Linked DNA regions of Homo sapiens: region 1 is linked to region 2. Evidence: read pairs that join two places in POLR2A ChIA-PET (ENCODE). Cell type or tissue: Panc1. All regions are shown on one strand. Each heading gives the region's core, and the rest is flanking DNA. Links, peaks and the distances in the headings are about the cores only.

Region 1 (10,858 bases), core at 3,608-8,607, 49 kb after region 2:
CTGTGTCTGGCTTACTGCATTTAGCATAATGTCCATCAGTTTCATTCATGTTGTAGCAAATGGCAATATTTCCTTCTTTTTGTTTTTTAAAGGCTGAATAGTATTTAGGGCTGACTAATACGTTTAATATATATATACATACCAAATTTACTTCATTCATTTTTCCATCAACAGACACATAAGTTGGAGTTCCCTATGTGTAGTGAGTATCTTTTCTCTTGATGCTTTCAAAATTATCTCTTTGTCTTTTATTTTTAATAGTTTGATTGCAATGTGTTTTTGTAAAATCTTGTCTGGGTTCAACTACTTGAAACCTTTAAGCTTCATGTATCTGGATGTCCGTATATCTCCGCATATTTGGAGTGTTTTCAAGCCATTATTTCTTTAAATGAGATTTCTGGCCTTTTCTCTCTCCTTTTTCATCCTGGTATTCCCATATTCCCATAGTCCATCTATTATTTCTGTTGGTGCTTTCCAATACATTCTTTAGGCTTTCTTTATTCCTTTTCATTCTTTTTTTTCTTTTTTCTCCTCTGAATGGATAATTTCAAAAGACCTTTCATCTAGCTCAAAGATTCTTTATTCTTCTTGATCAAGTTAGCTGTTGCTGTTGTCTGTTGTGTTTTTCATTTCGTTCATCATATTCTTCAGTTTCAGAATTCTTCTTTTAAAATATTCTTTCCATCTCTTTGTTAAACTTCTAGTTTTTGTTCATGTATTGTTTTCCTGACGTCATTGAGTTTTCTGTGTTCTCCTATACCTCACTGAGCTTCTTTAAAAACTATTATTTTGAAATCTTTGTCAGACAATGTATGTATCTTCATTTCTTTGGGGTTGGTTAATGGAAAATTATTGTGCTTCTTTGGAAGAATTGTGTTTTCTTAAATTTGTTTGTTTGTTTGTTTCTGGCACCCTTGCCTTTCTGTCTTTGCATTTGAAAAAGCAGTCCCCCCCAGTTTTTAATGTCTCATTTTAGCAGATAAACACCTGTACTAGTCAGCCCAGCTAGGATTTTTTAGGCTTTCTTAGACCTCTTATACAGGTCTGCCTGCTCTACATCTTTTTTTTTTCTCCCTTGGAGGGATTTCTTAAGATTGTGTTCTTAATCCTGCAGATTCAGGCCAGGTACTGAGAGCCTCCCATTTGTTGTCCCGAAGGAGGTATCCTGAAATTCTCAAGTTTTTGTGACTTTTCCCAATCCTACAGAGTCAGGTCAGCTGTCTACATGTGCTCATGAGTCTTCTGCAGAGGTTCACACTTGCACAAGTCCATGGAGGTGCATCCAGGTGGCCAACTTCAGGGCAGGGAGAGAGGGATGAGGCAGATGGAGCATTGTAGGTACCCATGTGCTAATTGAGGAATCCATAGGTGAAGTATTCCAAACAGCCTGTGAGAAGACTTTTTGATGAAGTCTGTGAAGCAGTTAGAAGGAATTGCAGTCCTTTGTTGAGGAGAGAGCCCTGTTGTCATGGGGATTTTTGTCTATCTGATTCACTCCTATATCCGTATCTATTGCCTGCTGGAAATGTAATGACAACTCTAACTTTTTGACAATGAATGAATACATGTGCATTTCCTTTTCAGGGCATTGTCTGCCCAGGTTCTTTGTGGTTTTTTGTTTGGAATACTGATTAAATTTTTTTCTATCATGAAAGTAGTACATGTTCGTAGTAAAAAAAAAAAAATTGGAAAATGTCCAGAAATCACAAAGTTAAAAAACTCCACTACTCTGGTCTTAACTTTGAGTGAGAACCAATGTTAAATTTTGCTTTATTTCCCAGGAAGATTTTTTTTCTCTCCTATGCATAGATATTTTGAAAATGTGTTCATTGTGCAATACAATTCACTTTCCACTTTCCAACTTTCCATTGATTGGTATTTTCCACAAACAATAGCAATTTTTACATAATGTTTTGGTGATTTCAAAATATTACAATAAACGAACACTTTATTTTACCTAGTTTTTGTTGTTGGCTTTGTTATTTCCATTTTATTTGCCACTGTAAGTAGTGTGATGAACATTCTAGTGCATATCACTGTCTCTGTCTTTCAGATAATTTTCTTTAACTTGATTTTCTAAAGTAGAAAATGATTACGAGCAGTTTTAAGGCTCTAACTTTTTTTTCAACTTTAAGACTTTGTTTGGATAGACCTTGGGATGACTAAAATTTAGCTTTAGTTAATAGTTCCTTTTCAAAATAGATTTAGAAATCTATATCCTCTTTGGTTCATGTTGTTTGGGAGATATTTTCATTTTGGTTTATGGAGTGTGTTGAACAAAGTCCACTTGATTGTGGAAGGAAACAGGCTCTTGACTGAGTTGTATTTTCATCTTTGGCTCATTCACATGTTTCTGAAAGACCTTGGGCAAGTTACTCAACTTTTGAGCCTAATTTTCTGAATGTGTCACTTGTTTATAATTACGTCTGCTTTGTTGTAAGGGTTAAATCAGATGGACTTCATATAGCCCCTTACACAGAGACTGGCAAATAGTACATGCTCAATAAATGGACATGGACATTACTGCTATTTTAAACTATTAAAGGCTAGAATTATTCCCAGTATTCAGTATGTACATAAGTAATAATTGGGCCACTGTTTATTCATCTGTGTTTAAATGACAAAAGGAAGAGATAGTATCTATTTTGCTTCCTTAGATATAGACTGCTCTTCTGTTACCTATTTTTTTTTTTTTTGAGACAGAGTCTCACTCTCTTGCCCAGGCTGGAGTGCAGTGGCACAATCTCGGCTCACTGCAACCTCCAACTCCTGGGTTCAAGCAATTGTGCTGCGTTGGCCTCCCAAGTACTGAGGTTAAAAGCACCCGCCACCACATCTGGCTAATTTTTGTATTTTTAGTAGAGATAGGGTTTTTACCTTGTTGGCCAGGCTAGTCTTGAACTCCTGACCTCAGGTGATCCACTGGCCTCAGCCTTGCAATGTGCTGAGATTGCAGGCGTGAGCCACCATGCCCAGTCTGTTACCTGATTTGTTATACTTTCTATGTCTGTTTCTCTCTGCAACACTACTTTTCAGTAATTGCTGTCCCTCCAATCTCTGTATTTAAATCCTGGTAGTTTTCTTGGATAGCTCATATTTTAGATATAATTTGCTTTGGTGAATTAGTGAATGTCTTCAATATTTCCACAAACCTCTCTGTATCATATTTACCCCATTTTGACTTCACTTCTTTGTATTGGAGAACTGGCTGCCACATGTAGCCTTGTCGACTGGCATCTCTGTGTGTGTTTTGCTGAGCGCCTTCTGCCAAACTTCTGTATTACAAAAGACAACAGCATTATTTACAACAGTGAAAGATGGTTAATAACCTAGATAGTTAACATGAGTGGAAATATTCAGTAAATTATGATAATTCCCTAAAATGGAATATTTTGAAGACATGAAAAAAATGATATTTATGAAGAATTTGTAATGGTGATAAAATGATTATAATAAAAATATTTATGGCAGGATTCCAAGTATGGAAAGAAAATAAGATCTTCAGAATGCTTGAGTTAGCTAACAGAAACTGGCTCTGAATGCAAGGTTTTCAGATTTTTATTTTGTATTTCTTTAAATATTTTTGTTTTCAAATATTTCTGTGCTAAGAACAATTTTCTTTCTTTGTTGGAAAAAGTAACTTCTGTAAAAAATTGAGGAAAGCAAATCTGTAAGATGAACTTAGTCCACTTAGTTTTTGTATGGTTTCATAAATTAAAATTATATTTTTAAACTGTCTCAGAGTGGAACTGTTTTTTAAAGACAACCTTTAATGCTTATGCCAGAGGAGACACTAAAATATAGAAGCTCCTTTGTAATGATAATCTGTAGGTTGAACAACAACTCCATGCCCCATTTTTCAATCAATATTTAATGTAGCAAGGGCCTCTGGCATGATTCATGACAGTAAAAGTGTCGAGAAAAGCACAAATCAGTTCCCCAGTTATTAACTGTGCTTTAACTCAGCATTTTCCAGAATGTACTCTGAGACACATTAACTTTCAAGATTCTCTGAACAAATGTTTCTGTGGTCAAATTAAGTTAGGGAAATCCTGCAGTATGGTTTACAGGACAGCCTGGAAGCTAATTGATTAAATTTCTGACTCTGGAAATTACTCGTTGGAAATTTTTACTTAAAATTTCTATGCTTCCGTTTCTTTGTGTATAAAATAGGAAATATGTTGTGTGGTGGTATGAATAACAAATGACATAATAAATGTAAAATGTCTGGCACAGTGCCTGACCCACAATTATCTACTGTAATTATTTTTATACTCTTTCCTCTTCTTGAAGCTGAATAGGATTGACAATATAGCATATTAAGGATTCTGATAAATTGTGCAGTAAGGAGACATGTTTAACTTTATTTAAGGTTAATGTCACAAACATTTCACCATGGGATGCTGTAATGGTTACTTCCCCCATGGAACTGGTGTTCTAGAAAACACACATTGGAAGCATGGCTCCGGATAGTTCTAAGGAAGCACCCTGTAACATGCAGGTGCATTCTCTACTATGTTCAAAACAAACACCAACAGGCCATTAGTGAAAATGGCCGAGTAAGGAACTCTGAAATTCCATAGTTTCATAAAAGCAATAAAAAAGCATTGATAAAATTGTTAGAAGTAACTTTTTTGGAACTCTGGAGATTAACCAAAGGCTTAGACAACCCAAGAGGCACTTATTCAAGAACAGCAGCTGAACTTTGTTGAGAACAGTAAGCTTTGTGGTATTTTAACTTACCCTAGTCTCATTCCCCATTTACTATCTCAGCGATAGCCTTGAAAATAACAACCCATGTGCCTTGTACCAGAGAGAGCAGAAGAGACCTTTTTCATACAGAATTATAATTACTCGGTATGTTTGTTGGCTTTCCGGAAGAAGACTAGCTGGAAAGGCTTTTCTTTATTTTACTCAACTTGGAACTTTCCCAGTGCTACTTGGGAGGAGAAGGGTAATTGTCTAAAACATTTACAGGAAAATGTTCCAGTCACTGCTGCGTGAAGTGATAGATAATAGTTGGTGCAAACAATAGACTAAAAAGCTTTAGAAGAAATGCTGGGAAATAGGGCTCAAAAGCTTCTGTCTATTTCTGGGAATCTATAGGTTCATGTGCATGCCCAGGCTTGTGCACCTGCCTCGAGAAAGACTTGAGGAAGCCCCAGACTTTCACCTCTGCCTAACCTTGAGGGTCTGTGCTAGCAGGAAGTGAAGGCTAAGGCAGAGCTGTCAACTATCTGGCTGAGTGTTGAGGGTGTGCTCTAACAAACACAAAGCTCTTCTGCAAATGATGGAAGATTTCTTGGTTCTAAGAGTTTAAGGAAATCTCTTTATAGTCGTTAGATGACCACTAAGCTAATGGAACAGAAATAAAAGAATGAAGAGAAATGAACAAAGTCTTAGAGACACATGAGGTGCCATCAAGTGTAGCAACCATAATGGCAACCCCAGAAGTAGAAGAAAAAGAGAAAAGAGAAGAAATAATATTTGAAGATAATAATGGTAAAAAGTAATCCAAATGTGACAAAAAACAATAAGCTACACTTCCAAGAAGCTCAGTGAATCCCTAGTAAGATAAACTAAAAAAGAACCACACCGAGATTAATTAAACTGTCACAGTTAAACACAGAATTTTGAAAGCAGCAAGGGAGAAGTGACTCATCAGGTGTAGTAAGATTAACAGCTGATTTCCCATCAAACTCTGTGGAGGCCAGAAGGCAGTGAGATGACATACTCAAAGTGCTGAAAAAATCTACTGTCAATCAAGAATTGTATATCTGAAAAACTATCTTTAAAAATGAAGAAGAAATTAAGACATTTCCAGATAAACAAAAATTGAGTTTGTCACTAGTAGACTTGTCCTGCAACAGATAGTAAAGAGAGTCATTCAGAAATGAAATGTAAGGATAGTATAGAGTAACTCAAAGCTGCATGAAGAAATTAAGAACACCAGTAAAGTTAACTACATGGATAAATGAGACACAGCATAAATGTATTTTTGTTTGCAATTCTTTTTATTCCATGTGTTTTAAAAATTGTATAAAGTTATTAAATCTATATAGATAGGCACATAATAAAGCTATAATATGTGGTAAAAACAGCATAAAGGGGATGAATGAAGAGATATGACAGCATAGATTTTGTATATATTTGAAATTAAGTAGTATTAATAGAAACTGGATTATTATAAATTGAGATGCTAATTATAATACCCAGGGCAATCACTACAAAAAATAATAATGTATATAGAGAGAAACCAAAAAGAAATTACTAATGGTACACTATAGAACATCTATTTAACAAAAAGAAGGCAGTAATAGAGGAATTGACAAATAAAAAGCTATGACTTATAGAAAGCAAATAAAATAGCAAAAATAAATTCTTCCTTAACAGTAGTTATATTAAATGTAAATGGATTAAACTCTCCAATTAAAAGATAGATATTGGCAGAATGGATAAAAAACAGCTATATGCTATCTAGAAGAAACTCATTTTAAATTCCAAGGGACAAATAATTTGATAGATAGATAGATAAATGATAGAAAAAGATATTCCATGCAATAATAAACAAAATAGAAGCAGAGTGGCTAGACTAATATCAAACATAATAGACTTTAAGAAAAAATAATTACTAGAGTAAATAAGGATATTATATAATAATAAAAAGGTCAACCCACCAAGAGGACATAATAATTACAAATATTTATGGATCTCATAATATAGCCCCAAGACGTATGAAGCAAAAAGCGGCAGAATTGAGGGTGGAAATGAACATGTGAACAATAATAGTTGGAGACTTAAATACTCTACTTTCAAAAATGAAAAGAGCAACTAGACAGAATATCATCAAAGAAATCAAAGACTTGAACAATATAAATGAACTATAACTGATGGACATGTATATAACAGTCCACCTAACAACAGCAAAATGCACATTCTACTTAAGTGCTCATGAAACATTTTCCAAGATAGACCAAATGTTTGACCATAAAACAGTCTCAATAAGTTTAAAAATATTTAAATTATACAATGTATGCCTGTGATCGCAACAGAAAAAAGCTAGGAATCAATAATAAAAGGAAAGCTGGAAGATTCACCAATATGTGGAAATTAAACAGCACATTCCTAAATAACCAAAACTAGAAAATAGTTTGAGGTGAATAAAAATGAAAACACAGCATATCAAAACTCATGGTATGCATATATCATAGATTTGTGGGATCTAAAAATCAAAACAATTGAACTCATGGACATAGAGAGTAGAAGGATGGTTACCAGAGGATAATTAATGGGTACAAAAAATAGTTAAAAAGAATGAATGAGGCCTACTATTTGACAGCACAACAGGGTGACTGTAATCAATAATAATTATATGTTTTAAAATAACTAAAAGAATATAATTGGATTTTTAGTAACTCAAAGGATAAATACTTGAGAGGTTGGATATCCCATTCTCCATGATGTGATTATTAATACCTAGTATTTGATCGTACAATAGGATGAGTGCAGTCAAAATAATTTAACCATACATTTTAAAATAACTAAAATAGTATAATTGGATTGTTTGTAACACAAAGGATAACTGTTTGAGAGATGGATACTTCAGTTTCCATGATGTGATTATTATGCATTGCAGCCTGTATCAAGACATCTCATGGATCCCATAAACACATACACCTACTATGTACCCATAAAAATTAAAAGTTATAAAAAACCTTTATGGTATGCAGTGAAAGCAGTGCTCAGAGGGAAATTTATAGTTGAATGTTTACATTAAAAAGACAAGGAAGATCTCAAATCAATAACCTAATCTTTCACTTTAAGAATCTAGACAAAGAAGAACAAACTAAATCCAACACAAGCAGAAGAAAGGAAATGCTACGAATTAGAATGGAAATAAAGGAACTAGAGAAGGTTAAAACATTGAGACAATCAAAAAAGCCAAAAATTTGCTCTTGGAAGAGGTCTACAAAATTGTCAAGCCTTTTACCTAGACTGATTGAGAAAGAAAGATGACTGAAAGTACTAAAATTAGGAATAAAAGTGGGGACATTTCTACTAACCTTACAGAAATAAAAAGGATTGTAAGAGAATATTATGAATAATTGTATGCCAATAAATTAGATAACCAAGATCTAATAGACAAATTTCTTTTTTTTCTTTATTCTAAAAAAAAAACAGGGATACACATGCAGAACATGCAGGTTTGTCACATACGTATACCTGTGCCATGGTGGTTTGCTGCACCTATTGACCCATCCTCTAAGTTCCCTCTCCTCAACCCCATCCCACAACAGGCCCTGGTGTGTGTTGTTCCCTTCTCTGTGTCCATATATTCTCATTGTTCAACTCCCACTTGTGAGTGAGATTATGCGGTGTTTGATTTTCTGTTCTTCTGTTAGTTTGCTGAGGATGATGGCTTCTAGCTTCATCCATGTCCCTGCAAAGGACATGATCTCATTCTTTTTTATGTCTGCCTAGTATTTCATGGTGTATATGTGCCACATTTTCTTTATCCAGTCTATCATTGATGGGCATTTGGGTTGGTTCCATGTCTTTGGTATTGTAGCTAGTGTGTATGTATGTAGTATGTAGCAATAAACCTAGGTGTGCATGTGTCTTTATAGTACAATGATTTATATTCCTTTGAGTATATACCTAGTAATGGGATTGCTGGGTCAAATGGTATTTTTGGTTCCAGATCCCTAAGGAATCACAATACTGTCTTCTACCATGGTTGAACTAATTTGCATTCCCACCAACAGTGTAAAAGCGTTCGTATTTCTCCACAACCTCATCTATTTCTCCACAGCATCTATTGTTTCCTGACTTTTTAATAATCACCATTCTGACTGGCGTGAGATGGTATCTCATTGTGGTTTCGATTTGCATTTCTGTGATGATCAGTGATGTTGAGCTTTTTTTCATATGTTTGGTGGCTGCGTAAATGTTTTCTTTTGAGAAGTGTCTGTTCATGTCTTTTGCCCACTTTTTGATGGGGTTGTTTTTTCTTGTAAATATGTTTAAGTTCCTTGTAAATTCTGGGTATTAGACCTTTGTCAGATAGGGAGATTGCAAAAATTTTCTTCCATTCTATAGGTTGCCTGTTCACTCTGATGCTAGTTTCTTTTGCTGTGCAGAAGCTCTTTAGTTTAATTAGATCCCATTTGTCAATTTTGGCTTTTGTTGCAATTGCTTTTGGTATTTTCATCATGAAGTCTTTGCCCATGACTGTGTCCTGAATAGTATTCCCTAGGTTTTCTTCCAGGGCTTTAATGGTTTTGGGTTTTACATTTAAGTCTTTAATCCATCTTTTTTTTTTTTTTTTTTTTTTCGAGACAGAGTCTCGCTCTGTCACCCAGGCTAGAGTGCAGTGGCACAATCTTGGCTCACTGCAAACTCTGCCTCCCAGGTTCACGCCGTTCTCCTGCCTCAGCCTCCTGAGTAGCTGGGACTACAGGTGCCTGACTAATTTTTTGTATTTTTAGTAGAGACGGGGTTTCACTGTGTTAGCCAGGATGGTCTCGATCTCCTGACCTCGTGATCCACCCTCCTTGGCCTCCCAAAGTGCTGGGATTACAGGCATGAGCTACTACTCCTGGCCTTTAATCCATCTTGAGTTAATTTTTGTATAAGGTGTAAGGAAGGGGTCCAGTTTCCAATTTTCTGCATATGGCTAGCCACTTTTCCAAGCACCATTTGCTGAACAGGAGATCCTTTCCCCATTGCTTGTTTTTGTCCAGTTTGTGGAAGATCAGATGGTTGTAGATGTGTGGTGTTATTTCTGAAGTCTGTGTTCTGCTCTATTGGTCTATATGAAATGGACAAATTTCTAGAAACACAAACACTGCCAAAACTTATTTAAGGACAAATAGAAAATCTAGATAGACTTATAACAAGTAAAAAGATTTTGATAATTTTAGAACTTTTAACAAAGAAAAATTCAGGACCATATAGTTTCATGGGTAAATTCTACAAACATTTAAATGAAAATTAACACCAATCGTTCTCAAATTCGTTGAAAAATATAAAAGGAGGAAACACTTCCTAACTTATTCTGTGATGCCAGTATTACCCTGATATCAATGCCAGATTTCACCTTGGGCAAGTGCTTCTTACTGTTGACTTCAAAAACACAGTAACAAAAAAGTAAAAATAAAAAATATAAATTAGATTTCATCAAAATTAAATATTTTTATGCATCGAAGGACACTATCAAGAAAAGGTAAAAACAACCCACAGAATGGGAGAAGTGATGTAAAAATCATATATTTGATAAGGACCTAATAAACAGAATGCATAAAGAACTCTAAAATTCAACAATAAAAAGACAACCCAATTTTAAAATGAAAAAAGGATTTGAATAAATGTTTCTCAAAAGAATATATACAAATGATCAATAAACACATGAAAAGATGCTCAACATTATTAGTATTTACAAAAATGTAAATCAAACCCACAATGATACACTACTTCATACTCAATAGGATGGAATAATAAAACAGAATAGGAAATATTGGCGATAATGTGGAAATATTGGAATCCTTATACATTGCTAGTGGGAATGTATAATGGTGCAGGGCTGTGGAAACAGCTTGACAGTTCCTAAAAAAATTAAAGATAGAATTACAGTATGATTTAGCAAATCTACTCTTAGGTATATGCTGAAGAGAATTGAAAATAAGTATTCACACAAAAACATGCAGAATTATTCATAATAGCCAACAAGAAGGAGTAGGGCAAATGTTGATCAACTGATGAATGGATAAACATAATGTGGTGTATCCTTAAATGGAATATTTTTGAGCCATAAGAGGAATGAAGTACTGATACATACAGCAACATGGATGAACTTTTA
Region 2 (10,858 bases), core at 3,580-8,579:
GGATTTAAGTGGAGGCCCAGTTTCAGACAGAGTGGCTGCTCACTCAAGGCTGGTCGCTCTCACCAGATCTGTGTCTATAGAGCACTTAGAAAATTCCCCAACTGGGAAACAGATACCACCTTGCATTACAGACTGTATGTTTTTTACCCTTTGTTTTGCTAATAGAATGCTGAATGATTCACCAAGCAGACTTTTTAAAACAAATTAACAGAATTGACTTAGCTAAACAAATACGTTTTTTGTATCAGTTGCATATACAACGATATATAGGTCCTTTGAAATTAGAACTTGAGACTAGTAGCCAGTTATGACTCCTGAGCTCCTAGAAAGAAAAAAAAAAAAAAACCTGGCCGGGCACAGTGGCTCACACCTGTAATCCCAGCACTTTGGAAGGCCAAGACGGGCGGATCACTTGAGGTCAGGAGTTCGAGAGCAGTCTGGACAACGTGGTGAAACCCCGTCTCTACTAAAATACAAAAATTAGCCGGGCGTGGTGGTGCACAACTGTAGTCCCAGCTACTCAGGAGGCTGAGGTGGGAGAATTGCTTCAACCCGGGAGGCGGAGGTTGCAGGCAGTTAGCCGAGATTGTGCCATTGCACTCCAGCCTGGACGGCAAAGCAAGACTCCATCTCAAAAAAAAAAAAAAAAAAAAAAAAAGAAGAAAGAGAAAGAAAAGAAAAAAACCCCTAAACTGCATTTTCCATCTTTCATGATTTCTGTTATAATGAAAGATGACCAGTTTCTAGAGCTATATTATTTTCCCCCATACCTATGAAAAAAAATTTTATTGTAGTAAAATATGCATAATATAAAATTTATCATTTTGACAATTTTTACAATTTGGTGTTAAATACATTCACATTGTTGTACAACCATCACCACCATCTACCTCTAGAACTTTCTCATCTTCCCAAGCTGAAACTCTGTCCCCATTAACCACTAACTCCCCACTCCTCGCTCCCTCCAGACCCTGGCAAGCACCCTTCTATTTTCTGTCCTTTAGAGGCCCAGTTTGATTTAAAGGTTTAAACTCAAACCAGACAGTTGAACTCTCTGAGCTCACAGACCGGCTCTTTCCCTTCCCAGCTGTGTGACTTTATCTCATTTCTTCATCTATAAAATGGAGGCCACACTTTTACCTCTCACATGGGGCTGAGAGAGGATTAAATGGTCAATATTTCCAAAGGCCCGAGGCTACTGCTGGTGTAAGGTAAGTACTGGAGATTTGCTATTATTATTTATGTAACTTCCAGCCCCACAAACACAGTCCCCAACCACCAAACACCCCACACACTAGCCTATAAGGGCCCCAGGGTCAGCGGCCTCATGGAAGGAAGAGAACGCTGGCGGAATGAGGGAATGAATGATGCCCTTGATTGCCTTTCCACTTACAACACGGTAGGTGATACGGCGTCCACAGCTGCAGCACGGTCACCATAAACAAGCATTTCCCCAGCTGGGCCATGGCCCGTGGAAACCCTGCTTCTCCCTCCAGGTTCCTGTGGACTCCAGCTTCTGGGAAGGTAAGGCTTCCTCCCTTGGGAAGCATTTTGAGTGTTTTGGCCTGTGTCCTTTCAGGAAGCCCCGTAGCCAACACACACCCCAGGGCAGGAAGTGGGTGAGAACAACTTAGACCTTGGACAGAAAGCAATTCGGAAACTGGCTCAGCCTCTTCTCGTTGCTGGCACGGCAAGCAGTGTTAAGTGTGAGCAATTTTTTGTTTTGTTTTGAATTTGAATGGTTCCTTTTTCTCCTTCACGAGGAGGCCATGGTTTCTGAGAGTGGGGCTTGCATGTGGCAAAGAATAAGGATGGCAAGAAGGGCGGAAGCACCCCTGAGCACTGCAGCTGCTACTTCCAGTGCACTCTCTGTTTACAACCGCCCTGGGAGATGAGAAGAAAACCTCCAGATTATACTTGAAACGCTGAGGCTGGAAGAGGTAGACAAGATGTGGCGAAGTCACACAGCTGCCAACTGATGGGCTGGCCTGCTGGATCCCAGAGCCAACATTCTTTGTGGTAGGGGAGGTGTCTAAACCATCTTTTTTTGCTGGGGACATGCAAATACATGGAAACTCACAACGGCTGTGTACTTCTCACAAACTTTCAAAAGGTGTTTTGTGAATTGAGCTAAATTCACTGCTGTGCAGGAGATGTGAGGCCCTAAACATGGTATAAAATTCTGTAACGGACACTTTACAAAAGAAGAAGGAAAGGGAAAAAAGCAGATTGAGAAATGCCACATACGTTTCCAGGCGGGGACATAGATTTCATGCCGTTACACAGCTTTCCTAACTCCATTTCACCTAGCTGGAGCTTTGGACTCTTACGTAAAGTTCCTTATTCATTTGTTCAGCAGAGATTTATTAAGCAGCCACTGCGTCTCTTGCAACTACAGAATCAGTCTTTTGAAAAATGAACCAGAAAATGTATGGAAACTAATCCTGCCTTTCTCACCAAACACACTGTAGGGATAACCTCTCTCATACGTGGGCGTCAAATGTTTACAAAACTTGTGCCTTCCATCTGTCACTTTCCTGCTGGCCGCTGGGCCTCCGGACACACAGTTCCCCTGCCTGCAGCACTCCAAAAATATTCTATGCGCTCCCCTCCCTACAAATATTTGATGAAGGAATAGCAGAAAGAACACATTCTTTCCATGGTTTATATAAGCACCACACTCCTGCCAGGGCTATCTGTCTCAGCTTTTTCCTTTTCACGATGAATCGTACCACAGTTTGTGCCTGATGCTCTGCAGAAATTGATCTTAACACTTAAAAACAACTTTGCCTGTTGGGTACATGTCAGATGTTTTACAGAGTAATCTTCACATTTTCCTGCTTGAGCGATATATTCAGACATCCCCACACTCATTCAGCTGATGGGAATGTTGGTCTCAGCCCTTGAACAAATCAATCAGGTAGGCTGGAGGGGCATCCTGGATTCTTCTCCAGGCTCCATCGTCAGACACTGGTTCAAAATGAATGTTCATGGCAGCCTGGTCATAGAAGTCCTGGGGTAATGTCAGTAGCACTTGATTTACTGGGCTTTTCCCTGCTGGGATCTGCTCCCGGCCACTCCACTGGCCATCAACGACTTCCTTTGAATGGTGCTAACAATGCATTTTCACGGTTAGATGTAGATTTTGTTCTGGAGTCCCAGAAGTACCTCCCTGATGTCTGGAAACCTGTGCCCCATGGATTGGCTCCAATGGGGAGGTATTTTAGAGGAATGTGGAGCCCTGCAGGCCTTGGCTCGCTATGCTTGGTCCAGCCACTTACCAGCAACAGAACTTCAGAACCACGTTGCTTCATAGCATCATGAAGTTTTTAAGCACCACACACCTTTTCCTTTTCATTTTATCCCCAGCACCTGGCAGTGCCTGTTTCATAGTCTGCATGTACATTCATTGAAGACATGAATCTGTGAATCAACTTCTTAGCCTTATTCTCACATATTATAATGGAAAAATAATCTTTCTAGCTTGAGTAAATGATTAAGAAGATGTTTGCAACATGCTTAATTATAGAGCTCGACACATAGTAATTGCTCAGTGAGTGGGTAATGGGCTGGCATATCACACAGCAGGAGAGGCAGGAGGGATGAAAGGGGGACGATATGCTCGACTATGCCTGGCTCCTGAATATTTTGGGTGAAGACCCCCACCCACACATGTGCCTGCACCTAACCATAGGCTGCCCAAAGTGCTGCCCTGGCAGGTGAGGCACTCTGCTCTTTGTCAGAGTCAGGGATTAGGATGGAGTCGCTTCCAGATGAGGAGACGGTGGAGACTGACATTGGAGGCTGGGCGATGGACTTCCCAGCAGAGATGTGCATGCATACTCAACGAGCTGAAGGATCTTTTTAAACATTTGTATTCAAAGTCTGTACAATTAGAATGTATTTTCATCAGAAATGCAAATTAAAGGATCTGTAAATTTTTTTTTTTTTTTTTTGAGGGACGAAGTCTCGCTGTCACCCAGGCTGGAGTGCAGTGGCGCGATCTTGGCTCACTGCAACCTCTGCCTCCCGGGTTCAAGTGATTCTCCTGCCTCAGCCTCTTGAGTAGCTGGGATTACAGGCGCCCGCCACCACACCCGGCTAATTTTTGTATTTTTAGTAGAAACAGAGTTTCGCCATGTTGTTCAGGCTGGTTTTGAACTCCTGGCCTCAGGTGATCCACCGGCCTCGGCCTCCCAAAGTGCTGGGATTACAGGCGTGAGCCATCGTGCCTGGCTAAAAAAAAAACTTTAATGCTTTTTTATCTATGCTTTCAAAAAGTGTAACTTCCTTACCTTTAACAAATACCACTCCTGCCTAGCTCAAAGTTTGTGTAAAGAGAGAATAATACTATAGATGTGAAACCAATCTGAAAGCTGCTGGGTGCAGTGTGCACGGGGACTATGCTTGTTTTGTCCCCCACTGAGTACCCAGCACTGAGCATAGCCCTGACATGTAGTAGGTGCTCCGTGAATACTGGCTGGAAAAAATGCTTCAGTCATCACATTTGCACTGGAAATCATCATCCTCGACACAGCAGGCCCCTTTTGGTTCTGATTATGCAAATTGGGTCCAGGTGTCTCTCTGAAGTCAGAAAATAAACTCCACATTGCAGGCCAGAGTAGAAAATGCTGCCGTTTCTTGCTGAGTCATCAAGGAGGCCTGAGAAGTTAAGATTAGGTTCTGCCAGCAACAGTTCACATGTAGCTAGAAGGAACTAAAGCTTGTGTCACTGGTATATTGAGGCAAAAGCGTCCAAAATTCCACTTGAAACACTGTTTTATAATTACATATTAAATACCAAGGCAAGGGTGGATTTTTTTTTTTTTTTTTTTTTTTTTCGAGATGGAGTCTTGCTCTGTCATCCAGGCTGGAGTGCCGTGGCGTGATCTTGGCTCACTGCAACCTCCGCCTCCTGGGTTCAAGCAATTCTCCTGCCTCAGCCTCCCAAGTAGCTGAGATTACAGGCGCCCACCACCACACCCGGCTAATTTTTGTATTTTTAGTAGAGACGGGGTTTCACCATGTTGGCCAGGCTGGTCTTGAACTCCTGACCTCGTGATCTGCCCACCTCGGCCTCCCAAAGTGCTGGGATTATAGGCATGAGACACTGTGCCCGGCCAAGGGTGGAATTTAAAATTGCACACAACAGCTCTCTGGCAAGAGTGTGGATGCATCCTGTGGAAATTGGCATTTTTGAGGGTCTGGAGCAGGGTGTCTGAGCTATTGACCCTATTGACACTTTGGGAGGGATATTTATTTGTTGTGGGTGGCTGTCTAGTGCACTGTAGGATGCTGAGCAGCACCCCTGGTTTCTATCCACTAGGGCCAGTAGCACCACTTCACGCCATCCTAGTCACGACAATCAAAAATGTCCCCAGACATTGCCAAATGTTTCCTGGGTGGGGGATCACCCCTGTTGAGAAGTACTGGGCAACAGCAATATTTCTCATGCTAACAAATCAGCACCCATTCATTTTTATTAAGCCCCTGGTAGGCGGCAAACACTCTATTGGGTACTTTGATTCAAAGCTCACAGATAGGAAAAATGGTCCCCACTTTACAAATGAAGAAACTGAAAGAAAGTAACTTGTTCAAGTTGAGTGATTGAATAAATTAATGAATGTCTGACAGCTAGTGTGGTCTTGGTCACAACCAGCTCTTCTGGTTCCCTAGCTGGAACCCTGAGCCCTCCAGAACTGATTCACTGCTAATAAATATCAATTACTCTACAGATAAAGGAAGTGGATTTGGACTGAGGGTGCCTGGAGGACTCTGAGAAAGGGCTCTGACAAATGAACTTCCCCAAAGCAAACCCTCTTTCCCGTCTGTGTTAAAGTTGGTGAAGATAAAGATGGTTTTCTAGATAGTGGCTCTGGGGACACACTGAAGACTCAAAGATTAAAATGTCACCATGTTTCAGCCTGTTTCAGCTTCTACTCAGCTATGACACTGCTTTTATTTACCACTGCACTGTTTTCTTCATTGGGCTGTGAGGGTGGGCATGGGGACCTGTTATTCATTTCTGTTCCTGCTGGTGCCTGGCATGTAATGGGCACATGTTTTTTGGGTGAATGAATGGATAACTGAAGGGACGGAAGGGGGAGGGAGTGTGTGTTACCTCTCTTTGCTCCCTCTAAGACCTCCCCACCCGTCCATCCTTGCTTTGCCAGACCCTTGGCTAAGAAAATGCCAGCCAACACTGTGTTCTCAAGTGACTCTCAGTTCTTAGAAACAAAATGATGGAATTTCAGTATTGGAAAAATGCTTAGACATGACCTCATCCCTACCCAAGCTGGTTCATGAATCATCCCCATAAAATTCCTGGCATGCCAATTAAAACCATTCAGCTGTTCATTCATTCTTTCATTTTGCTGAACATTTGTTAGGTACCTATATCGTTCTGGAGGCAAGGAAGGATGACGATGACAATGATGACCTTGGCCTCAACGAGTCTGCATTTGTTTAGATATGGATTAAGCTGATGAACCAAAGGAATCCCCAAATTCAAAACATAGTCATGCATTGCTTAATGACGGGGATACATTCTGAGAAACGTGTGTTGGGCAATTTCAGCATTGTGCAAACATTGCTGCACAAATCATAGAGAATACTTACACAGCCCTAGGTGGTGAAGCCTACTATATGCCTAGGCTGCATGGTCTAGCCTACTGCTACTAGGCTACAAACCTGTGCAGCATGCTACTGTACTGAACACCATAGGCAACTGTAACACAATGCATTTGTTAACACAAAGTATTCGTGTATCTAAATCTATCTAAATACAGAAAAGGGACTATAAAAATAAGGTATAAAATAAACAATAATAAACTTGGATAGGGTACTTACAATGAATGGAGCTTGCAGGACTGGAGAGTTGCTCTGGATGAGTGAGTAGCTGGTGAGTGAATGGGAAGGCCTAGGACATGACTGTATTATACTTTAGATTTCAGAAACTCTGTACACTTTGGCTACACTCAATTTATAAAAACATATTTTATTTCTTTAATAATAAATTAGCCTTAACTTACTATAACTTTTTTTACTTTATGAACTTTTTAATATTTTTAAACTTTTTGACTCTTTTGTAATAACATAGCATAAAACACAAACATACTGTACAGCTATACAAAATTTCTTTCTTTTTTTTTTTTTTTTTTTGAGATGGGATCTTACTCTTTTGCCCAGGTTGGAGTGCAGTGGCATGATCATAGCCCACAGCAGTCTCCAACTCCTGGGCTCAAGTAATCTTCCCACTTCAGCCTTCTGAATAGCTGGGATGGCAGGCATATGCCATCATGCCCAGATATATATATATTTTTTGTATTTTTGGTAGAGATGGGGTCTTGCTATGTCGCTCAGGCTGGTCTTAAACTCCCAGACTCAAGTGATCCTTCTGTGTACCTCAGCCTTCCAAAGTGTTGGGATTACAGGCACGAGGCACCACACTTGGCCACTTTCTGTCTTTATAACCTGAATCTATAAGCGTTTTTCTACTTAAAAATTTCTTTAGAACTTTGTGTTAAAAACTAAGACACAAATACGCACATTAGCCTAGGTCTCACAGGGTCGGGATCATCAATTTCTGCTTCCACATCTTGCTCACTGGACAGTCTTAGGGGCAGTGACATGCATGGAGCTGTCATCTCCTAGGATAACAATGCCTTCTTCTAGAATCCCTCCTGGGGGACCTGCCTGAGGCTGCTTCATAACTAACTTTTTTCTGCATAAATAGGAGGCACACATTTTAAAATAATGATAAAAGTATAGTAAGTACATAAACTTTTAACATAGTCATTTATTATCATTATCAGGTGTTATGTACTGTATGTAATTCTATGTGCTAAATTCTATGATTGACAGTGCAAGGAGGTGTGTTTACACCAGTACCACTGCAAACACGTGAGGAATGCATTGTGCTACGAAGTCATGATGGCTGCCATGTCACCAGGAAATAGGAATGTTGAGCTCTGTGATAATCTTATTGTACATGTGGTCCATTGCTGCCCAAAATGTCATGATGCTGCACACGACTGTTAAGTGGTATCACCAAGACAGTGTCTATCCTCTCTTAACAGTCCAGAGGCAGTAGGCGGTCCAGGTCAGGTAGGCCATTCTGCTACATGAGGACGTCCCACACCACGGCTACTTCCTTGTGGTTGCTCTGCTACTCCCTGGAGTGCCGTCCTCCCCAGCAGGTCTTCAGGTGGTCATCACAGCCTGCAGGAGTGGTAGGAGATGCGGTCGGTGCATGTGTCATTTCTCACATCCTGTTGGCTGGAACTTAATTCCATGGCCACTCCCACCTGCAAAGGCAATTGGAACACCTAGTCCCTAGCCCAGTGGCCATGTGCTCAGCTAACACTGGAGGTGTATGTTCTATTTGTAAAAAGAAAGAAGGGGTAAGTGGATACCATGAACAAGTAGGTGTCTCTGCCACACTGCCCAACTCCTTCATTTTTTTCAGTTTACAGATGGGGAAAATGAGGCCTATAGAAGGGAAGTGACTTCTCTCAGTGCACATGATGAGGCAGTGGCAGTAGAATTTTTTTTTTTTTTTTTTTTTTTTGAGACGAAGTCTCGCTGTGTCGCCAGGCTGGAGAGCAGTGGCACGATCTTGGCTCACTGCAACCTCCGCCTCCTGGGTTCAAGCAATTCTCCTACCTCAGCTTCCCGAGTAGCTGGGATTACAGATGAGTGCCACCATGCCCAGCTAATTTTTGTATTTTTAGTAGAGACAGGGTTTCACCATGTTGGCCAAGATGGTCTCAATCGCTTGACCTCGTAATCTGCCCTCCTTGGCCTCTGAAAGTGCTGGGATTACAGGTGCCACTGCGCCCGGCCAAGCAGTAGAACTTTTAAGGCCTGTCTCCTGCCCTGTAGGCCACACACTGGCTACCTCAATATAGTCAGATGTTGCTTCACCATGGGACATGGTCTGAGATATGCGTTGTCACCACATGCCAAGATGGTACAGTTGACTACATGCCCAGGCTATGTGGTGTAGCCAATAGCTCCTAGGCTACAAACCTGTGCAGCATGAATACCCTAGGCAACTGTAACACATTGGCAAGTATTTGTGTATGCATACACAGAAAAGGTGCAGAAAAATACAGTAGTCTCATCTCATGGGGCCACTGTTGGGTGTGCGGCCCATCCTTGATGGAGACATCGTTATGTGTCATGTGACTGTGTCTAGTGCCTTTTAGTAAGTCATTGTTATCACTTCTGCTACGTATGGTTCCTGCTTTCTGAAAGAGGAGTCTCTTCTCGTTGATAGAAACGATTCTTTACATCACTGCTTCTGAGTCCTTTTCTTCAGGGAAATGGGTGGGTTCATGGAGCCTTTTAAAGAGCTGTGACAGATTTTGACTCTCTTCCTATAAAAATAACCAAATATGTGCAAGCAGACAACACACGCACACACACACAAGTTCAAGTACAGTTTCAGAGTGTTCATGACGACTCCCTTAAGCCCCTAAGAATCCCTATAAACCCAGGCAAGAATACAATGAAATACATTGCACAGATGTTGCGTTTGGCAGCTACGGAGCCTTCCTTCTGACCCAGCCTGGTTCACAGTACAGCTAGAATTCTCCACAGACACTTAATTTGAGGTCACCATGGAGCTACTATGCAAATTATTTTAATGTAAGAACAAGAAGCTCAGAATTGCTGGGCTACCAAGTTCCCAACTATGAAAATGCCTCTAGGGAAGTTTTATAATGCCAAGAAATGCAGACACTCTACATTAGTAGCAATTTATGGACCCCTATTTTGAGTGAGCACTCAACGCACACACACGCACACATAAAGACTCTTAACAATAAAAGACTGCTCTTGAAGTTATTATTTTTAAGTCATTATGGATAATTCGCTATCTGAGTGAGATGACTTTCAACAACAGAACTGGATGTGCAAACTATTTCTTATCTTGGTGTGCCACAAAACAGCCTTTATCTTTTTTTTTTTCTTTACAATGCACAATGCTGCCAAACAGAACATATTGAAATTGAGTGCAAGCAGACGGTATTTACTCTAAGCAAACCAGACTCAAGTTTTAAATAAAATAGGCTTAACATAAACGATAACAAAATCTGATATAGCAGACTCTACAAAATGGCTTGGCACAGAAGACGCCCTGCTCCAGGGAATCACATTAGCTTCTACAGCGTGATCGTGTTACATAAAATTAAATGTTACGGCTTTAGGGTTTATGGCTCCAAATGCAAGTATGGTGATTACTTGATTGTGTTCTCAGCAAGAGGAATAGCAGCCACAAGACTCTACTCATGTACATGTAAGTCAGAAAAAGAATCCCAGTTCATATTTCTGTGCCTACATTTGGGATTTGAGAAGTAACAAGAGTCATGTGCTCAACCCCTTGTTAGAGCCACAGGAGAAGTTCTAAACCATAATTTCCATGATCTCTCCATAGTCTACGTTCTGGGAAAGCCAAGCAGACTCAGCACATATAAGTAGTTGGTTTATATTTTATTGTTTTGCACATAATTAGAAGAACTTTATAAAACTTCATCCATCTGTGAGCCAGGCAAGAGGGCAAGACCTGGAGCTGACTTCATCTGGAGCACAGCTGACCCCCAAGTTCCGCCATTCTCTCTTGAGGAGACTGGATGACACTTAACATAGTGTAGGAAGTAGAAGGAATGTACTTACTTCAAAATAATTCTTCCAGACCGTGTCAGTGTTAGGTGACCAATTCCTTCAGCCATGAAGAGCCATGGCTCGCATTTCTCGGGGCTTGCACCCTCAGCTGTCTGCTAAGGAGACCAAAGGGGAGCGAGGTAGAGTTTCACTTGTCATCCTTTGCATACCTGGAGGCTTCCTGATTGAAAAT

The links. ChIA-PET counts read pairs that join two places held together with the same protein. Peaks named below come from ENCODE experiments on the same cell type or tissue, not always from the same donor. Only the 100,000 strongest peaks of a DNase experiment are listed, where the experiment ranks them.
Region 1: POLR2A ChIA-PET joins it to region 2 with 11 read pairs; 2 of 35 experiments call an interaction of 5 or more read pairs at or near these places.

Annotation. Positions count from the first base shown.
Region 1 is chr4:5,081,059-5,091,916 of GRCh38, forward strand. The region is part of intron 1 of STK32B (serine/threonine kinase 32B); the gene reads left to right. Among named protein-coding and RNA genes, the nearest start is that of STK32B, 35 kb to the left of the region's middle. In Panc1, for the core only: no CTCF peak of the experiment used is centred there; no DNase peak of the experiment used is centred there.
Region 2 is chr4:5,031,844-5,042,701 of GRCh38, forward strand. LOC107986256 (a long non-coding RNA gene) reads right to left here. Exons shown (of 3, transcript XR_007058005.1): 2 at 10,678-10,781; 3 at 7,779-8,220. It also overlaps a transcript of STK32B not described here. Among named protein-coding and RNA genes, the nearest start is that of STK32B, 14 kb to the right of the region's middle. RefSeq lists an enhancer at 1,772-1,821. In Panc1, for the core only: no CTCF peak of the experiment used is centred there; a DNase peak (open chromatin) is centred at 6,428; H3K4me3 peaks cover 226 bases; H3K27ac peaks cover 3,337 bases.